Regions from separate parts of the Homo sapiens genome. Here region 1 is linked to region 2. A link is an interaction called in ENCODE POLR2A ChIA-PET data of the cell type or tissue named here. Cell type or tissue: MCF 10A. All regions are shown on one strand. Each heading gives the region's core, and the rest is flanking DNA. Links, peaks and the distances in the headings are about the cores only. Region 1 overlaps CTPS2 (CTP synthase 2). Region 2 overlaps CTPS2 (CTP synthase 2).

Region 1 (11,021 bases), core at 5,597-8,096, 52 kb before region 2:
AGGAGGTGATGAAAATATCCTAAAATTGCGGTGATGGTTGCACAATTCTGTGAATGCACTAAAAAAATCAGTGAATTGGGCCGGGCGCGGTGGCTCACGCCTGTAATCCCAGCACTTTGGGAGGCCGAGGCGGGCAGATCACGAGGTCAGGAGATCAAGACTATCCCGGCTAACACGGTGAAACCCCATCTCTACTAAAAATACAAAAAAAAATAGCCGGCAGGCGCCTGTAGTCCCAGCTACTTGGGAGGCTGAGGCAGGAGAATGGCGTGAACCTGGGAGGCGGAGCTTGCAGTGAGCCGAGATTTCGCCACTGCACTCCAGCCTGGGCGACAGAGCCAGACTCCGTCTCAAAAAAAAATAAAAAATAAAAAATAAAATCAGTGAATTGTACACTACTAATAGACAAATTATATGATGTATTATATCTCAATAAAGTTGTTTTCAAAATTTTTCAAAACAAGCTTTGCTGCTGTGTTTAAGATTCATGAAAATCATCAAATCATCAATATTTTTATGTCTACTGTGAAGAAAAACAAATTTTACTTTTTAAATTGAGACGGAGTCTCACTATGTTGCCCAGCTGGTCTCCGACTCCTGGGCTCAAGCAATCCTCCCACCTCAGCCTCCCAAGCAGCTGGGACTACAGGCACATTACACCACATCCAGCACTAAGAAAAACAAATCTTTTTTACCCAGGCTGGAGTGCAGTGGCACCATCATGGCTCACTGCAGCCTCAACCTCTTGGGCTCAGGTGATCGTCCCGCTTCAGCCTCCCAAGTGGCTGGGACCACAGGCATGAGCCACCATGCCAGGCTAATTTTTGTATTTTTTGTAGAGGCAGGGTCTCCCCATGTTGCCAAGGCTGGTCTTGAATTCCTGGGCTCAAGCAATCTGCCGGCCACAGCCTCCCAAAGTGCTGGTGTGAGCCAGTGCGACTGGCCAAGAAAAATCTTAAATCAGACTTATATCTATCAAATTTTTAACTATATTGAGTACAATGCTCTTTTTAAAAACTTAGTACAATTATCACTGAATCTTTCTCAATAGATATAATTTTAGGACATTAATTTTTCACCAACCATTTTTTGTCACGTAGGCAATTACTTGAACAAAGTTTCATAGAATCTGAAGACACCTGAAAGCTACAGAATTGCTAACATTCATGAAGAAAAAAAGTTCTTATATAGTATGTGTAAGGAAAAATGTTAGTGACTTAGAGAACAATGGCTTTTTATGCAGAGAAAGGAGGAAACTGTATTCACTTTGAAGCCTTTCCTTTTTTAATTTCATTCTGGCTAGGAAGCTTTCTATTCCTTAGAAGGTTTATATTCATCTTTAAAGGAAAAGCTCATATTTCTGGTCTTACTCTTTCTTGAGTTAAGAAGGCATTTTTCTGAAGAATTCTTGCCGGGCGTGGTGACTCACGCCTGTAATCCCAGCACTTTGGGAGGCCGAGGCGGGCAGATCATGAGGTCAGGAGATCAAGACCATCCTGGCTAACACTGTGAAACCCCATCTCTACTAAAAATACAAAAAATTAGCCGGGCGCGGTGGTAGGCGCCTGTAGTCCCAGCTACTCGGGAGGCTGAGGCAGGAGAATGACGTCAACCCAGGAGGCGGAGCTTGCAGTGAGCCGAAATCGTGCCACTGCACTCCAGCCTGGGTGACAGAGCGAGACTCTGTCTCAAAAAAAAAAAAAAAAAAGAATTCTTATAACTTCACAGGATTCTAAGGGATTCTTATAATTTCACGAAAATGACACTGAACACTCACAATTCCTGAGCTCCCTCTCTGCATCCGGTCCCCTTAGCAATCTGCCTTCCCCTTTTGTCACATTTCTTCCCCTTGTTTTGAGGCCCTAGGAGGGCAGGGCTGGTATCTGTCCTGGTCACTATTATATCTGCACATGGCACAGAGTGGGCACTCAAGATACATTTATTAAATTGAATTAAAGGCTTTAGTTTGTTTTAAACAATAAGTTATTCTTATATAATATGCTAATTTATGAAAAAGTTCCACAGAAATTAGAATTAACCTTATGGGGAGTGGAAAGATCAGCAAATATCAAATGGCGAGCCATCTCCCCACACTGGGGCTGCCAGGGAACAGAGAAATACGCTTCTGAGGTGCATAACTGCCCTCCTACTCGGAAGTTCATTTGTGAGTCACTAAGACCAGGCAAACAGACATTAAACAGGGAACCGGTTCAAATGTAATGGAGAGAACTGTGGATTCAAAAGAACTGAGTGTGAATCAGTCCAAGTCCCAGTCCAAGTTCATCTCCAGGAGCATCGGTAACTCACAAAACAGCCCAATGAACAGGGAGTCACGCAGATCAAATGCGGAGGGGCATTCAGTGTGTTCTACTGAGGCCAGCCCAAGGGACAAGCTTACTAGGGAGAAGAATGCCCAGAGCAGAGGGTCAGTGAGGGCAGGGGAGATGGGAAGAGAGAGAATCAGGGCCCTCCGAGGATGCTGGAAGGGGCAGGGGGAGTCTCCACCACCCAGAGTGCTGGGCACCTGCAGTCACATGAGCCACATCCAACATCTTGTAAAATAAACAATATGGGAAACTTACTTAATATTGAATTTTCAGTTTTGAAAACAGTTCTTCTTATTCCCAGTCTCATTGTTCCTCCCAAATTGCCAGGGTTGTGCTCGGGCATATCAATCACCTTAGAAAACAAAACAAGTCCAGTTTTGCCATCTTGTAAAAATGTCATTTCCCAAATTTCAAGCTTTACGTTTAAAGGAATGATCATTGGGTAAGCATGGTCCCTAAACTATAACATTTGATCAGTCTTTCCAACGATCATGTTCAAATACAGGCATGACATAGACACACTGCACATTGTACTTCCTTTCCATCTGCTTCTCATCTTTCATTTAAATCACTTATAAAACAATGTATCAGGAGCATCTTGATGATGTCCCTCCTGCCATTACTCAAACCATCAGTTCCAAGTAGTCCTCACACTTCGAGATCTGGATTGCTGAGGCCTCCCACTTCGGTGTTCACATCTTTCATGATAACCCTCTTCCCCCACTGCCCAGTGCATTCCCTAAAGATTTTCCATAAGCAAATCTATCAGTACTTGTACTGTGGAAAGGTATACCAAAAGAACCTATTTATAGAAAACCATTAGAGGGATTCCAAAAAAAGAGAAAGAAAGAAAGAAAGAAAGAGAAAGGAAAAGAAAAGGAAAAGAAAAGAAAGAAAGAAAGAAAGAAAGAAAGAAAGAAAGAAAGAAAGAAAGAAAGAAGAAAAGAAAAGGAAAAGAAAAGAAAAGAAAGAAAGAAGTATCATCCAGTCTAGCACACTCTGTAGGTCGGAAACTTAAGTGGCACCCTTGATCGCTCCCTCTCCCTCATAGCCACTCTGTCAAGTCCTGTGGATTTATCCCCTCCAGAATTCCCGCATCCATCCACTTCTCTCCAGCCTTCTCCCAGGCTACAGCAATGGCTCACTGACTGGCCACTCAACATTCCCATGGCCCCAGCACACCCTACCTACTGCAGGCAGAGTGGTCTATTCACACAGCAAATCTTAGTGCGGCATTTTTCCTGCTTGAAACCCTTGACCTCATGGTATCAGGCCAGCCTAACCGTCCAGCCTTATCTTATATTCCCTGCCCCTCTCACCCTGAGTGCTGGTTCTTTGAGTTTTTCAACTGCATCTCCTTTCCTCCCGCCGTGGCGACTTGGCCCACACTGTGCCCTCTGCCTGGACAATCTCCTCCCATTCCTCTGCCCTCTTTTCCTAAATGAAACCATGCTTAACCCTGAAATCTTAGCTCCACTATCCAACATCAGCCACTCCAGGAGCTGGTATTTCTGGGAGCCATAGCTGAGTCAGGGTCCTCTCTCTGTGCCCTCACAGAACGAGGTTCTTCCCCATCCCTGCCTTTCTCTCAGTTTGTGTCTGGCGAGTGCTTTGTGGGAGAGACAGTCAATCTTTGAGAGCCGGAGTGGCTTTATATTTATGATCACAATCGCACTGCAGAAATTGAGAAACAGGTGATTTTTATGAAAAGCCTATCCTGGTGAGTCTCGTAATTCATCTGTTTTCTCAGTTCTGTTCACTACGATCTCATGGTTTCATCTCATCTTCTTTTTTAAAGTTGTTAGAACAGACTACAGTTGGGTGAGTCGACCTGTTCTAATGGAATTGCTTGAGCTTCCCTCTCATAAAACCTTTCATTTGTTGTTGTTGTTTTTTTCCCATACCGTAATTGCCACATATTGCTCTACAGGAATCTTTGACAACTGGAATTTTCTGAGGTAAAAAATTCCCAACAAAATGTCTGATCTTATCAGTGCCCCAGAACTTTCCGAGCCATCTGAACACAGTGTCCCAAGCTTGCTCCAAGAGTTACTTCAGGGAAAGGGTGGAGAAGAAACTCGATGACCTCCCTTGTTAGATGGACTGCTCAATTCTCAAGTGCTCTTGGCCTTGGCATCTTGTTCCTATCTTTGGTTAGCTAATTATGGCTAGGTTAAGTATTACTGGAGTGAGGTGAGATAGGGCATTCACTTCTGGCCGATGAAGCTGAGTTGCACATAGATGCCTGGCCTCTCTATGTATTCTCTAAATCAGGTAAGACTGCACCACCTGCCACAGATTCAGAAGTCCTACGTGTATTCAGAGCCTCAACTTCCATTTAAGTTTCAGACAACCTGAACCATCTAGGCAGACTACAGGGATAACCTCCCCTAATTTCTTGATAGAAGTGCACTACGACTCTTCAGTCTTCCTCACTGTGTTGGGTCCCAATACCCAATACCCAAGAAGAGTCTTTACATGTAGTTTGTTCAGTTACTGGCAAGGTTGGTATTCAAGAAATATTCTGGTATGAAGCATTGAGATTAGAGTAAAATTAGCCAACTAAGAACAGGAGGCCAGGTGCAGTGGCTCACGCCTGCAATCCCAACCCTTTGGGAGACCAAGGCAGACAGATCACTGGAGCCAGAAGTTCGAGACCAGCCTGGACAATATGGTCTCTACAAAAAATACAAAAATTAGCTGGGTGTGGTGGCACAGGCTGCAGTCCCAGCTATTCAGGAGGCTGAGGTGGAAAGATTGCTAGAGCCTAGGAGGCGGAGGTTGCAGTGAGCTATGATCACACCACTGCACTCCAGCCTGGATGACAGAGCAAGACCTTGTCTCAAAAATGTAAACAAAAGAAAAGAAAAAGAACAGGAAATCTGCCTTACTGCTTACTTGGGATGAACTTGACAAACACTTGAAGACCAGAAAATATTTCCAAAAGTCAAGTGTAGGGGTGGGAGGTGGGGAGAGAAGGAAAATGCAGTGGGCATAGGGGCTGCCTAAGAGCATTAAAAACTCCTTCAACAAAGCGGGAGAAGTCTAAAAAGTCCTCAAAGAATACTATGAGATTATTTAGCAACATGGAGACAAACACAGAGAAAGAGCTAGAAGAAGCTAAAGAGTGGTACAGAGGGAGTGAGGATTAATGACTTTGTCATTATAGGCTTTTCAGAACTGTTGGCTTTTTAAACTTTGCACATCGTATTTTACTAATGAAAATACAAGTTTAAGTCATCAAGAGTAAAATGTAGTATTTAGGCCTTACACTAGGGTATTAGTTCACATTATCCCTGCTGTTTTCAGAAGTAATAAACGCTACCTTCTCCTGAAATGATAGCACAGAAAGAAAATCCAAGGTATAAATGCCACTGTGATCCTCTGATTAAAACATGCTAGCGTAGGAACCAGTGGAGAAGGCAAAAAATGCTAGAGAAGAGGTGGGAAGCAGGTGAAAATAGGTCTCCAGTACCAAATGTTGCCCTGAACATCAGTGAAAGGAGAAAAGCAGGGAGAGAATTGACAGGCAAGTCGCTGATGGAGGGAGGGAACAGGAAGGTTCTGTGTGGGCCTAGCTTAGGAGATCTCATCTGGGAATCACCATCACATACTCAGGCAAAGAACGCTGCCAGGCACCAGCTGGTGGAACCCCAACACTCAGGAAGCGGAAGGTCAGGGCAAGGCAGAGACTATGGTGCCCAAGCCTGACACACCAGCTGCCTTGCAGAGTTATCAGATGATCCTACAAGCTGGATCCTACAAGATGATGATGGCTGGCTGCCTCTTGGGTTATAAGCAACCTGATTCAGCAGCAAAAATTAACAAAAATGTCTTTGTTCCTTGCATTCCTTCCACTAAAAGCCTGAGAGACAGGAGAACATCACAGTTTCAAAACATATCTATTTTATTGTTACTGGGGTGGTTAAAGAAAATAATCTCAAATATGCTTTAGATTTAACACCAACATTTCCAAAATACTCTAGATTTTTGCATCTGAAAGGAAAACGCATCTTCCATTGCAAAAGGATTGCCTTTGCTTCCTCTAATTCAGCCTAAATACTGGCTGTCATCTGATCCCCAGATTTGTCCTCTCTTGGAACTGAGCCATATAGTATGAGAAAAATAAAAAAGGATCAATAAGTGATAAAGCTTTAGGAGATGTAAAATCAGCATGTAAGGATAAATATGGCACTAATTAACCTTTACTGATGTTTTCTGCAGCCCATAATAAAAGTGTAATGAGTTCAAGACTTTACAGCATCCCAGGTGCCTTAAACAACAAAGTCTACAGGAGTTAGGTTCTCTTAGCAACAGTGAAATTCCTGACTGGACCTACCTGACCTACCCTGGTAAGCCCAGCTTTCCTTTTGTTCCTCATCGTTGAATATTTCACCTGGAGACAAAGGGAAAGCCTACTCACCAGCAGCTATTTCTATTTCCAGACTCTTAGGCAACATACAGCAATTTCCTCTAGCATTTTTTTTTTCCACTTTGTAGCATCGGGGTTTCATCATGTTGCCCAGGCTGGTCTTGAATTCCTGGGCTGAAGCAATCCGCCCACCTCAGCCTCCCAAAGTGCTGGGATTATAGGCATGAGCCACCACGCCCGGCCTCCTCTAGTATTCTTTACAAGTATTCTCCAATTCATTCCTTTCCTACTGCTCATTAGGTTTTCAAGCCTGATTCTGATTTTGATTCTAAGTCATATTCAAATTGTACATAAAGTATCAAGCAGTTTTACATCAGCATTACTTTCCCTAATGTTGGGTTGCACTGCTAGCTCCAGCAGCCTCCATCACTACAGACTAAACCTAAACTCTTCTGGGTGGCTCTCAGGTCCTACCTCACACAGGAGCCCAGACTAGCCATGCCCTCCTCATGTATTCGAACCTGTAGCTTCTACCACAGCTAGCTGGGGCCATTGTCAATGGCACCTCCACTCTCCTACCCACCACCATACTACACACAGACCACCTCCTTCTCTACTTTTCCCAAGATACCTTCTCCCTCCCATTCCTCATGCTTTAGGGGCCCCCTCCAGTTCCCCTTACTGCCTCATAATTAATGCCATTGTTATGCTCAGCCTACCAAATAAATAACCTATACATCATCAATTCATTTTCAGTAACTCATAGTAGGAGACTGAATAATGCCTCCCCTACCCTAAAGATATCCGCATCCTAGTCCCTGAAACCTATGAATCTGTGGCAAAAGGGACTTTGCAGATGTGATTAAGTTGAGGATCTTTTTTTTTTTTTGAGACAGGATCTCACTCTGTCTCCAAGGCTGGGGTGCAGTGGCATGATCATAGCTCATTACAGCCTCTGACTCCTGGCTTCAAGTGATCCTCCCACCTCAGCCTTCCAAGTAGCTGGGGCCACAGGTGCATGCCACCATGCCCGGCTAATTTTTTGGTATTTTTTTGTAGAGATGGGGTTTCGCCATGTTGCCCAGGCTGGTCTGGAACTCCTGGCTTCAAATGATCCTCCAGCCTTGGCCTCCCAAAGTTCTGGGATTACAGGAATTAGCCACCATGCCCAGCCTGTAAATTGAGGCTCTTGAGAAGGGAAGATTCTGGATTATCAGGGTGGGCCCATTGTAACCACAAAGGCTCTTAAAACAGGAAGGCAGGAGGGTCAGGGTCAGAAAAGGGGATATGACCACAAAGCAGAGATCAGAGAGACTGGAAGATGCTATGCTGCTGGCTTTGAAGATGGAGGATGGCCGTGGGCAAGTGGCCTCTAGAAGCTGGAAAAAGCAAGGAAATGGATTCTCTCGTACACCCTCCAGAAGGAACACTGCCCTGCCAACCCACTTTATATCTCTGACTTCCAGAAGAAATGTATATGTGTTTTAAGCCACTGTGTTTGTGGTAATTTGTTACAACAGCCATAGGAATCTAATACCGTTATTTACTACAAACAGCTTTAACTTCCTCTATTATTTCATAAATGCATCTCCTCTCATAAATTAAGTGTAGGCTCATCAAGCACAAGGATTAGATCTTTTTATTTTCCATCTCCACTGAGGAGTTCGACACAGTGTCAAGTTCAGATCAAGTACTCAATAATGGAATCTCTCAGTGTTTTTTGTTTTTTGTTTTTTTGAGACGGAGTCTTGCTCTGTCGCCCAGGCTGGAGTGCAGTGGCACGATCTCGGCTCACTGCAAGCTCCGCCTCCCGGGTTCACGCCATTCTCCTGCCTCAGCCTCCTGAGTAGCTGGGACTACAGGCGCCCGCCACCATGCCCGGCTAACTTTTTTTTTTTTTTTTGTATTTTTAGTAGAGACGGGGTTTCACCGTGTTAGCCAGGATGGTCTCGATCTCCTGACCCTGTGAACCACACGCCTCAGCCTCCCAAAGTGCTAGGATTACAGGCATGAGCCACTGTACCCGGCCTGGAATCTCACAGTGTTTTAAGTGTATTAAAAACTAACAGGGGAGACTAAGGGATGGGTCAGTGGGCCACAGAGTAGCAGAGGGGTGTCTGAGATACTCATGGATGTCCCAAGTTGCAGGTGAGTCTCTTCAGCAGACGGGAAGGGAGGGGTGGTGCCCTACTCAGAGGCCGAGTACACACTATGCCCAGTCCTGCCTGACAGAGTCCTGCCTCTAACCTGAAGCAGTTTATTTCCCATTTCTGGCTTCCAACCTGCGCTGCTGTGTCACCAAGTAGTGTGAGAATGGAATCTACAATGAGGAAATCAATGAGCAGTCCCATAAGTACGTATGTATTTTTCCAGTCTTTTAAACTTGTTTTTTTCCCCACCAGTAAAAGAAAGCTGCTATGGTTTGAATGCATTCCCCAAAGTTGATGTGTTGCAAGCTTAATCCTCAGTGCAACAGTGTTGAGAGGTGGAATCTTTAAGAAGCAATTAAGTTATAAGGGCTCTGCCCCCATGAATGGATTAATGCCATTATCATTGGAATGGGTTAGTTATCATGGGAATGGGTTCCTGGTAAAAGGATGAGTTCAGTCCCCTTCCCTCTCTCTCACCCATGTGATGCCTTCTACCACATGATGACACAGCAAGAAGGCCCTCACCAGATGCCAGCACCTTGATCTGGGACTTCCCAGCCACCCTCCAGAACTGTGAGGAAATAAATTTCTCTTCTTTATAAATTAGCCAGTCTCAGGTACTCTGTTATAGCAGTGCAAAACAGACAAAGGCCTATATCATTTTCATCAGGAAAAGAACTTTCTTACACCTCAGAAAAAGAACCTTCTTATACCTCCAGATGTAAACCTAACACTTAAGTGTGATACTACCTGTGGTCCTAATGTTAACATACAATGGTTGTCCTCAGAGAAGCCCTTCTCCTGGGAGGGGCATGTGGCACGGTGGTTGAGGGTGCAGGCTGGGCCTGAACTTGAATCCCAGCTCTACTGCTGACCAGCAGTGTGACCCTGAGCAGGTCCTTGGATGTCTCTACAGACTGGGGGGACCAACAGCATCCACTTCATAAAGTTGCAGCAAGGATTTAAGGAGGCCGTGGGAGTTGGGTGCCTAGGTCAGCACACTGCCCATAGTAAAGATACGCACTCAAGAAGCACAGGCTATGGTCAGGAGACCTCTGGGAACTCAACTGCTGAAGGTGAGCACAGGCTGACCCAAAAGACAGTGAGCCTCACAGCCCAGGCAAAGGTTGGAAGTGAACTTTGTCTGAAGGTCCAGGGAAGGTAGACACCAGGTCAGGTGACAAGCAAGCTATACTTTCTGGGAAAGCAGCATTTGAGTATTCAAGGTCTCTTTTAAACTTCAGGATCAAAGATAACAAGAACCCATGGATAGCATTTCACACCCATTTTGTTTTGCAGGGACCAGGTACTAACACTGTACCCTCTTCCTGAAGGTGCTTTTCAAGACATTGCATGCTGTCACCTTCAAGCAGAATAACCCACAGAAGCCTGTGGTGCCCAGAGCTCTTAAAATATGTTACTCTTGGCTTTCCTAGGAAAAATTAAGCCTGTCCAAAGATCAAACAATTGAACAGTGAGGTGATAAATAACCTTTGCCTCTCCATTTTCCCATTACCACCCTTGTGCCTGTCGTTTCCCCCCTTCTCTGGTTTCAAAACGCACTCTTGTGAACACACCCTGTAATTATCACTTGTCTCCATATATTTTTAGTTAATGTTTCACAAGAGTATCTATTAGTGGATTTTTCATGCTTCCAAGTGCAAGTTTACCCTCATGCTTTTAAGTCTATGGGTAAAGAGAAAAATAAGAGACAAGAGATGTGACTGGTAGAAGTGAGCAAGTAAAAACTTAAGAAGCCGCACAGGCTGTTTTTCAAGTTCAAGTTTTGCTAGCATTCGCTACAAGTATAAATTCTGACAATAGGCAGCATTGGGCCCATTCTTTTTTTTTTTTTTTTTTTTTTTTTTTTTGAGACAAAGTTTCGCTCTTATTGCCCAGGCTGGAGTGTAATGGCAGGATCTCAGCTCAACGCAACTTCCACCTCCCGGGTTCAAGCAATTCTCCTGCCTCAGTTTCCCGAGTAGCTGGAATTACAAACATGCACCACCACGCCTGGCTAATTTTTGTATTTTTAGTAGAGATGAGGTTTCTCCATGTTGGTCAGGCTGGTCTCGAACTCCTGACCTCAGGTGATCCGCCCACCTCGGCCTCCCAAAGTGCTGGGATTATAGGCGTGAACCACCGTGCCCGGCCGCATTGGGCTGATTCTAA
Region 2 (11,021 bases), core at 7,010-9,509:
TGGCTTTAAAAAGCACAGAAGCGCCAGGCATATGGCTCATTCCTGTAATCCCAACACTTTGGGAGGCCGAGGCAGGAAGATCACTTGAGCAAGATGGCAAAACCCCGTCTCTACTAAAAATACAAAAATTAGTTGGCCGTGGTGTAGCGCACCTGTGGTCCCAGCTACTGGGGACGCTGAGGCAGGAGGATCGCTTGAGCCCAGGAGGTCGAGGCTGCAGTGAGCTGAGATTGCACCACTGCACTCCAGCCTGGGCAACAGAGCAACACCCTGTGTCAAAAAAAAAAAAAAAAAAAAGAAAGAAAAGAAAAAGAAAAAAAGCATAAACGCATAGAGTATAATTTAGAGCTATTTCCAATAAAAAGAGTTAAAATATTAAAACTTCTAGTGCTTAAAGTGTATCAGCCCCAAGCTACTTAGAAAATTCCTGTGAAATGACTGGCACTTTAAGCACTCTAGAGAGCAAGGGTTTTAGAGAATCTAAGCTCAGAAACTGCTCTTCCTTCCTGATTCCACTTGCCCCAGAAAATCTAAAGCATTTTTTAAAATTGTAAATGAAAGAGCAAGAGAGCCTCAATCTGATTAGTCATCTACCAAGGGTCAGTAATTTTGTCACCATCATTTTAATTATGGTTACCAACATCAGCAACCGATACTTATTATAGTACGTGACTCAATGTTAAGTCTTTAAGGTTTCCTCTCATAATTGCCACTAGGTAGGCACTGGTATCCCCTTATTATATACAGAAGGGAAAAAAAGCCTAGATAGGTTAAGTAATCACCCAAACTCACACAGCTGGTAAGAGAAGAGGCCAGGATTTGAGTCCAGAACCTACATACGTAACAGCTGCACCTACTGGCGCTCACCTAAGCTGCCCAAGAAGTCCCATCTCAACTACATTTAGTAAAAGAAAACAGGGCCGGGCGCGGTGGCTCACACCTGTAACCCCAGCACTTTGGGAGGCCTAGACAGGCGAATCGCCTGAGGTCAGAAGTTCGAGACCAGCCTGGCAAACATGGTGAAACCCCCGTCTCTACTAAAAACACAAAAAATTAGCTGGGCATGGTGGCGGGCGCCTGTAATCCCAGCTACTCAGGAGGCTGAGGCAGGAGAATGGCGTGAACCCAGGAGGCAGAGGTTGTAGTGAGCCAAGATCGCACCACTGCACTCCAGCCTGGGCGACACAGTGACACTCCATCTCAAAAAAAAAGAAAACAAGTGACAGGGACTTAATTTCCCTTTTTTTTTTTTTTTAAGATACAGGGTCTCGCTATGTTGCTCAGGCTGGCCTCCAACTCCTGGGCTCAAGTGATCCTCTCACCTCAGCCTTCCAAGTAGCTGAGACTACAGGTAAGTGCCACTGCACACAGCTTAATTTTCATATAACTTCAAAATAGAGAAACTTTGCTTAAATTAATATACTTGTCTGAAAGTTAGAATCCATCAGGAGTTTTAATAATTATGCTGAACAGTTAATGAATGCAGGATGAAACAAAACTAGCATAGCCAAAAGTTCCCATCCAAAATGATTTTCTTTAGGAAAAGTTAGCCAAATCTTAAAAACAAGCAAAACAAAACAAAACAAAAAACCTGTGAAGTTTAAAACTGTTTAAGGCCAGGCATGGTGGCTCATGCCTATAATCCCAGCACTTTGGGAGGCCAAGGTGGGCAGATCACTTGAGCCCAGGAGTTCAAGACCAGTGTGGGTAACATAGAAAAATCCCGTCTCTACAAAAAAAAAAAAATATATATTAGCCGGGTGTGGTGGTGTGTGCCTCTAGTCTCAGCTACTCAGGAGGCTGAAGTGGGAGGATGACTTGAGCCCAGGAGGTGGAGGTTGCAGTGAGCCGAGATCGTGCCACTGCACTCCCGCCTGGGTGACAGAGCAAGACTCTCAAAAAAGAAAAAAGAAAACAAACAAAAAAAAATTTTAAATATTCAGAAACTAAAAAATGAACTAGCAAATAAATCAAATAAATCAGAATCCTTCCAGAGCTAAAAAAACATTCCTTCCAGAATTCGAATTCCTTTAATTCACTTTGGTTTATGTATAACAAAATCAAAGGCTCCAGAAATCTTCAAATAATACAGCAAAGCACCGCAACAGTATGCTCCATCTTTAGACATATCCAGACCAAAATGTGCACACGCAAAATGCCAAATACACACGCTTACCCTTTCAAGTAGGTCTTAGTTCTACCCCCAAACTCAAAAATTATTAAAGATTATACAAGTAATTCCTTTCGCTTACCTGTCAGCCATATTTCTCCACTTAAAAAGCAAATTACTTGCAGAATCACCGATGGGCAGGTGCAATCTCTCCTTAAAATATTTCACAATGCTTTGTTCCTCTAAAAGCACAGGAACTCGGTATGTGGAAGAAACATCATGGATACATATGACCTAAGTGGCGATGAGAAATCACCATACTTAGATGGATCTATTCAAATATGCCACCACAAGAATGAAACAAAATTCAGCAGAGACTGGCAGTTTATTTACACTGATATAACACACACACACGCACACACAAAAACCCAGCAACCAAAGCTAGCATCAGAATTTGCACAAGGTTAGCTTCATTTAATTAGAAAACTAATCCCAGCACTATGGGAGGCCGAGGCGGGCAGATCACCTGATGTCAGGAGTTCGAGACCAGCCTGACCAACATGGTGAAACCCCACCTGTATTAAAAATGCAAAAATTAGCTGGGCATGGTGACATGTGCCTATAATCCCAGCAACTCAAGAGGCTGACGCAGGAGAATCGCTGGAACCCAGGAGGCGGAGGTTGCAGTGAGTCGAGATCGCACCATTGCATACCAGCCTGGGTGACAGAGCAAGACTGTATCTCAAAAAAAAAAAAGAAGTGTACACAAAACGATTGGACAGGTCAGGTGTGGTGGCTCACGCCTGTAATTCCAGCACTTTTGGAGGCTGAGGCAGGCGGATCATCTGAGGTCAGGAGTTCAAGACCAGCCTGGCCAACATGGTGAAACCCCATCTCTACTAAAAATACAAAAATTAGCCAGGCATGGTGACACACACCTATAATCCCAGCTACTCAGGAGGCTGAGGCAGGAGAATCGCTTGAACCCAGGAGGCAGAGGTTGCACTGAGCCAAGAGTGCACCACTGCATTCCAGCCTGGGTGACAATAGTGAAACTCTGTCTCAAAAAAAAAAAAAGATTGGACGCAAACAAAATGGCATGACAACATATCAACATACAGATGCAGAAGTGTCCCTTCAATCTGCCATCACATTTTTCAAAGTAGTTCAGACTTCGGCAATGACTCTGAGGCATCAGGCAGGGGGCTCTCCATCAGACTATTTTCCAAGATGCCAAAATTCAATTTGATCATTTTTAGACTTCAGAGAACCCAGAGTTATAATCTGAAGAAAAGATTTCTGCCAAACCTCACCCTTTTCCTGAGCACCATTTATATCACTCTCTTTAAACTATAGGTAACTCCAATCCCTTATAACCAAGCCTTATTGGAATCAAGAGACAGAGATGAGAGAAGGAAAGAAAAAAGAAAAGCGAATTATCAGAATACCAAGGTGGAAAGCCCTACAGAGCAGAGAACCTAAGCCCAAATCACAGTACAGTTTCTGTACCAATGAAGTCAACTGAGCCCACTGATGGAGTCAGAAGAGCTAGTGCGAATGTCAACGTGCTCGTGTGTTTGGGGTGACTTAAGCTGCCACAGGTAGAGAGGAGAAATGAGTGAAAGCAGTAAGTGTTCCAGAAGGAAACACAAGATAAAGAGATGATAAGTAGGCTTCATGTGGTTCTCTCTCTAGAGGTTTGACTGTGAGTTAAACACCCACCCTGGTACTGGGCACGATGGCTCACGCCTGTAATCCCAGCACTATGGGAGGCTGAGGCGGGCGGATCATCTGAGGTCAGGAGTTCGAGACCAGCCTGGCCAACATGGCAAAACCCCATCTCTACTAAAAATACAAAAAAATTAGCCAGGCGTGGTGGCGCATGCCTATAATCTCAGCTGCTCAGGAGGCTAAAATAAGAGAATTGCTTGAACCCAGGAGGCAGAGGTTGCGGTGAGCTGAGATCATGCCACTGCACTCCAGCCTGGGTGACAGAGTGACACTCTGTCTCAAGAAAAGAAAGCCCACCCTGGTTTTGTGACATAAGTTGAGTGATCATGCAAAGAAACATGCATCCTATCTCACTTAAGGGCTAGGGAATCATGGTTGGATCAGGGTTCCCCAGTGCTTGCATAAATGCCGTGAAAAGTAATATGATCATTGAAGAGGTACAAAACACTGGCATCAGCAGAAGTGCCTGCCAGACAATAAAATCTAAAGAGCAGCACCAACCTGTTCAGGGTTCACGTGACAAAACATAGAAATCTTCTCCTTCACGGCCATCTCAATGGGCGTTGAACTTCGGCAGACAATCTGTCAAAGCCAGTTATGCTTCAGCAAACAGGATTCACTTTCAGCAGGATGCCACATTCATTTCTTTTTACAAGAAACTTGGCCAAGTATGTACTTGTTCACTTTGGACATTCCACTGGACTATTAGAAATTGGTCTGAGCACTAATATAAGTATAATCAAATTCAGCATAAGTGTATCAGTAAGAACTCGAAACATCGAGACGTCTCTGGTGAACAGAGTCCAGGCTCACAAGTGTTGCTTCATTAACTACAAGAAAAGAGCTAGATCGGGGTTAACAAACTTTTTCTCAAAAGGGCCAGATGGGAAATATTTTAGGTTTGCAGGTGACACAGTCACTGTCCTGATCCTCAATTGAGGTGCAGTGTGAAAGCAGCTACAGACAATATGTAAATGAATGGGTGTGACTGCATGCCAATAAAACTTTACTTACAAAAACAGGCAAGCAAGTTGTGGGCTGTTATTTGTCAACCTCTGACAGAGACTACTGGTGATGACTGGATCACCTGCTATAAGGACACATCACTGTTTAGACTAAAAATAAGAGCAGCGGACTGGGCGTGGTGCAATCCCAGCACTTTAGGAGGCCAAGGCAGGAGGATTGGTTGAACCCAGGAGTTCGAGACCAGCCTCAGTAACATAGCAAAACCCTGTCTCTACAAACACACACACACACACACACACACACCACACAAAAATTAGTGCGCTGTGGTAGCGTGCACCTCTAGTATCAGCTACTCAAGAGGCTGAGGTGGGAGAATCACTTCAGCCCAGGAGGCAGAGGTTGCAGTGAGCCAAGATCACACCACTGTACTCCAGCCTGGGCAACAGAGCCAGACCCCGTCTCAAAAAGAAAAAAAGAGCAGTGATAACCCATCACAGGGTTATCATTGATAGCAGGGTCACAGGAAAATCCCAAGGTTTCACCTTCATTCTAAAGAATCCAGGAATCATATAAATGACAGGACATCACACTTGCCCAACTATCAATGTGGCCCATCAAATGAGAGCCTAGGGAAGAACAGATTGAAGCAACACTTGAGGCTAAGGGAATAAGCCTTTTCCGGCTCCCAGATAGAAAAACCTCATTGTCACAGGAGCCGTTTGAGAATGAGAAAGGACTTAGATGATGATAAAGATAAAGAAGTGAAGGGCAGCCAGGCATGGTGGCTCTTGGCTGTAATCCCAAGCACTTTGGGAGGCTGAGGCGGGCGGATCACCTGAGGTCAGGAATTCAAGACCAGCCTAGCCAACATGACAAAACTCTGTCTCTACTAAAAATACCAAAATTATCCAGGTGTGGTGGCATGTGCCTGTAGTCCAGATACTCTGGAGGCTGAGACAGGAGAATCGCTTGAACCCAGGAGGCGGAGGTTGCAATGAGCCAAGACTGCACCACTGCACTCCAGCCTGGGTGACAGAGCAAGACTCCGTCTCAAATTAAAAAAAAAAAAAAAAAAGAAGTGAAGGTCCTGCTCCCAGAGACCTTCAGGATAGACTTACCCACTGTCCTCAACTCACCAGATCTGGAGACAGGCCTAAACCCCTCAGTGCGCGGACGCTGTTTTGGGTGGGTTTGGTTTTTTGTTCTCCGGTAGCACTGAGCTGAAAAAAAATGGGGTCCCGTCAGCACACTGGACACTAGCTCCTATGGATGATTAATGGTGCCCCACTTTCAAATGCAGGACACATAGAATATCATAGGAAAACTTATCAAAGTTGCTGTCCACATACTTATCTGGAAAGCCCACCTGTGGGACAAGGCTAACGTGGATATTACAGAAATTCTCTCTTTTCGCCTTAAACTGGAATTGTCTAAACGCCTCCACAAACGGCATTCCTTCGATGTCTCCAATGGTGCCTCCCAGCTGGGAATGGAAAACAAACAAAAAAAGACACAAATGACCACACATCTCCCACAGTACACAAGCTAATAAAAAGAGTTCTTAATAAACCGAGCATGAGAACTAAAGTTTGATGGTTACACAGAGGTTTATAAATACGTTCAAAATCACTAAATTGTGGCTGGGTATGGCGGCTCACACCTATGATCCCAGCGCTTTGGGAGGCCAAGGCAGGAGGATCACTTGAGCCCAGGAGGTCAAGGCTGCAGTGAGTCATGATCATCCCACTGCATTCCAGCCTAGATGACAGAGCGAGACCCTTTCTCTGAAAAAATATAAAAATAAAAAATAAAACTTCAAAAAAGATTTCTCCACGTGTATACTCTTCAGTAGCCCATTGCTTCATTAAAACTAACAATAAGGCCAGGCGCAGTGGCTCATGCTTGTAATCCCAGCACTTTGGGAGGCCGAGGCGGGCGGATCACAGGTCAGGAGATCGGGACCATCCTGGCCAACATGGTGAAACCCTGTCTCTACTAAAAATACAAAAATTAGCTGGACGTGGTGGGGCACACCTGTAGTCCCAGCTACTCGGGAGGCTGAGGCAGGAGAATCGCTTGAACCCAGGAGGCAGAGGTTGCAGTGAGTCGAGATCACACCGTTGCACTCCAGCCTGGGCGACAGAGCGAGACTCCATCTCAAAACAAAAACAAAAACAAAAAACTAGCATCAAATCTCCTTAATGCAGCCAACAAAAGGCTCTCAGGACCTGGCCCTTGCACTGAGTCTCCAATGCCATCTGGTCCCCTCCCCGCTGGCCTCTTGGGTACTCCATGCTCTTCCTTCCTGCTCCTTAAGCCCTCCTACCCTCCTTCTTCATCTACAGCAACCTCTTTATCCTCCAGTCCAAGAGAGATGCATCCTCCTTGGAGGGCGGACTCTGACCCTCCTTGGAGGGCAGACTCTGACCCCCCACCTAAAGCAGCCTATATCCCACTAGCCCTTGTCACAGCACTGTACCCATCCTAGGAATTCAGCACAAGTTGCCTCTATTTCATTTCCGTCTTTGTTTCCTGGCTCTCTACCCCACTAGACTGTAAGCCCCATGAGGGCATGAGCCCAGTACCCTGCATGCAGCACTGGAGGTTTAGTTTAGTAGTCGGGCCAGGACAGAAAGGTCCTGAAATTCAATATAAGCCCTAAGGAACAGTGTTCTAGTACCTGTTACCAAAATTACAGCAGAACCAAAGCCAGGGCTGGGTGCAGTGGCTCACACCTGTAATCCCAACACTTTGGGAGGCAGGTGTATCACTTGAGCACAGGAGTTTGAGACCAGCATGGGCAACAAAGTGAGACCTTGCCTCCACAAAAACATAAAAAATTAGCTGGGCATGGCGGCACGGCGCCTATGGTCCCAGCCACTCAGGAGGCTGAGGTGGGAGGATCGCTTGAGCCTGGAGAAGTCCAGGCTGCAGTGAGTCATGATCATACCACTGCACTCCAGCCTAGGGAACAGAGTAAGACACTGTCTCTTTAAAAAACAACAACAACAACAACAACAACTCAACGAAATGAAAACATCACATGCAATCAGGAACTTGGCAGGGGTGAAGTGAGTGTAAGTACCCACTAAATACAAGGCACCAAAATCTAATTTTTGAAAATCATTTATTTTTTCTAAGGAAAACCAGAGGTCTGCACTTAAACTAAACCGTGTGCTTCCATCTTGTGTTTTGATGGGGATTCTCTGGGGGGTCAATAATAGTGAATGCCAAAAGGAGGCCAACTTCAAACATTATCAGCTTCTGCCCTCACGTGGTCAGCAGCGGTACTACAGTCTCCCTGCTAATTCAGAAGTTCCCATTACCATACCTCTAGGTCACCCACATTATCGTGTTCAGAAACCTTCAATATTACTACTGGAATAGTTTGAAGTTAACTGTTGCCCCAGATAAAAGGGAAAATATCACCTATAACAATACTTTATGCTGAAATGGAAGCAGCAGCAAATTTATGAGATGTGCAAAGTTGTTTTTGCCTTTGTCTTTAATGAAAGTCTTTTTTCTTTTTCTTTTTTTATTTTTATTTATTTATTTATTTATTTTTGAGATGGAGTCTCGCTCTGTTGCCCAGGCTGGAGTGCAATGGCGCGATGTCGGCTCACTGCAAGCTCCGCCTCCTGGGTGCACGCCATTCTCCTGCCTCAGCCTCCTGAGTAGCTGGGACTATAGGCGCCCACCACCACGCCCGGCTAATTTTTTGTATTTTTAGTAGAGACGGGGTTTCACCGTGTTAGACAGGATGGCCTCGATCTCCTGACCTCGTGATCCACCCGCCTCAGCCTCCCAAAGTGCTGGGATTACAGGCGTGAGCCACCACACCCGGCCCTTTTTAAATTTTTTTTAAAGACAGAGTCTCGCTCTGCCACCCAGGCTGGAGTGCAGTAGTGAGATCATGGCTCACTGCGGCCTCAAACTCCTGGGTATAAATGATCCTCCTGCCTCAGCCTCCCAAGTAGCTGGGACTACAGACCTGCACCACCACACTTGGCTGAGTCTTCTTTTTTGGAAAATAAACAAGAAGAAAGAAAACTGTTATTCCTTTAAGACAAGCATAAATTATTTCAGGTTCATGCCAAGATAACTCGTACTAATATAAATAAAACCTGTCAGCTCCACTGGTATGAGAAGTTGAGGTCTCACTCATAAAAATGGCTTTGAAGACATTTCAACAGCTCCTCTATGATTAAAACTAAAAATCAGCTTTGGCAGTCCTTCTTCAAAAGCTTAAATGGTGCACAGACACAACTGTTGAACACAACTTACAATCAACCAAAGAGGATGGTTGACCACTAGTATCCAATAAGCAAATATAAACATCAGGGTTATAACGGAGAAGGGGTTCTGTTTGTCAGTTTCCCTGTTTCCATGAAATTTAAAATCCAGCCAATGAGCTCCTGGAGAGCAGGAGTCAGATCACACTCAACCTCACATCCTTAGCAGCTATCATCAGGGCTAGTACATATTAAGTGCTAAATTAATCATTGTGAAGACAAGTCAATTCAAGGGTAGAATAAGAAATAAAATTAAAAATTTGCCAGGCATAGTGGTGGTACACTGTAGTCCCAGCTACTTGGGAGGCTGAGGCAAGATGATTGGTTGAGCCCAGAAGTTTGAGGCTGCAGTGGGCTTTGATCGCACCTGTGGATAGCTACTGCACTCCAGCCCGAGGCAACATAGCGAGACCCTATCTATAAAAAATAAATAGCCAGTAACTTTATCAGTTCTACTATTAACAAAATGGATCTTCTACATATCATGATATCTGCTAACACTTACATTGATGACAATAATAATAGCTAACTTATGTTCACTGAGCACTTCCTAAATGCCAGACATTGCAAAGTGCTCTGATACATTGCATTTAATCCCCAATCCTGTTATTATCTTATTATTATAATATTATATTATTACATTATTACAAATGAGGACGTTGAAACTGTGAGAATTTTCCAAAAGTCATACAGGCATCTTAATAATAGCTAATAATTTTTAAGCACTTACTATATCTGTGACACCATTCTAAGCACTAAGTGTAGAGACTTATTTAATCTTCAAAACAATGAGTTACAAATGAGTTAAATGAGTTAAAGAGGCACAGAGAGGTTGAGCAAACTTGCCCAAGGTCACCCCCTCCTCCCCATAAGTGACCTTGCTAGGCTACAAACCCAGACAGTTTGCCTCCAGACTCTTAATCACTGAGCTATACGTGGCTCAGGGGTCACTGCAGAAATACAAACTGAGGCAGCCTGACTCTAAGAACCAAATTGGTCATTATTCTGCTCTTTCGCCCGGCAATTAAGCCAACTGACATTTAGAGGAGGAGGATATGGATGTTATTGTCATTCTGCACGTGGAGAGGAAGGGAACAAGGTGAAGGAAGTAAACAAGTGGCAAGTTCAAATACGACTTTTTTTTTTTTTTTTTTTTTTTTTTAAATTAAGACAGGGTCTGGCTCCATCACCCAGGCTGAAGTGCTGGTGCAATCACTGCTCTCTGCAGCCTCAACCTCCCGGGCTCAAAAGATCCTCCCATCTCACCTTCTCAAGTAGCTGGGACTACAGGTGCGTACCAACATGCCTAGCTAATCTTTGTAGTCTCTGTAGAGACGGGTTTTCGCCATGTTGCCCAGGCTGTCTCAAACTCATGGACTCAAGCAATCCTCCCACCCTGGCATCTGAAAATGCCGGAATTGCAGGCATGAGCCACCTCGCGCAGCCACTAGCTTCTTTCTTTAAACAGCTGATACTAATCACTTATCACCGCTACCATCTGACTTCCCTAACCCAGTGTCTCTTTACACTTCCAAAGCACTTCGGAAATACTTTTCAAATAGTATGCACTAGAATGCAGTCTGTTGTGTGTAGACAGGGTTGTCTGCAAGCTCCCCAAGGTCAGAGACTGTGCCCATCCCAGGCCCCGGCACAGAAGAGGCCCTCACATTGACTTTATCAGCAGCTGATCAGTCTCCACAAGCAGATCACTGCACGTCCACCCAGGAGTAGGTGTGATTGTCTGTCTAATGCCAATCTTGCCCACTCACTTGTGACCACAAAGACAGAAGCCATCTATGTTGTTTCTTGCTGTGACCCCACCTCCTAGCCCAGTGTCCAGCACTCAGGAGGGCGTGTGTAAGTATTTGTCAAATAAATGAAGATCAGATGCTCAAAGACCCAGCAGGATATAATTTTATAAA

The links. ChIA-PET counts read pairs that join two places held together with the same protein. Peaks named below come from ENCODE experiments on the same cell type or tissue, not always from the same donor. Only the 100,000 strongest peaks of a DNase experiment are listed, where the experiment ranks them.
Region 1: POLR2A ChIA-PET joins it to region 2 with 5 read pairs; 1 of 35 experiments calls an interaction of 5 or more read pairs at or near these places.

The regions. Positions count from the first base shown.
Region 1 is chrX:16,636,565-16,647,585 of GRCh38, forward strand. CTPS2 (CTP synthase 2) reads right to left here. Exons shown (of 19, transcript NM_175859.3): 14 at 2,583-2,679. Among named protein-coding and RNA genes, the nearest start is that of S100G, 8.1 kb to the right of the region's middle. In MCF 10A, for the core only: no CTCF peak of the experiment used is centred there; a DNase peak (open chromatin) is centred at 6,817.
Region 2 is chrX:16,687,198-16,698,218 of GRCh38, forward strand. It overlaps CTPS2 (CTP synthase 2), which reads right to left. Exons shown (of 19, transcript NM_175859.3): 5 at 6,174-6,290; 6 at 5,944-6,027; 7 at 4,343-4,423; 8 at 2,253-2,404. Among named protein-coding and RNA genes, the nearest start is that of CTPS2, 20 kb to the right of the region's middle. In MCF 10A, for the core only: a CTCF peak has its summit at 8,091 (motif pointing left); a DNase peak (open chromatin) is centred at 8,084.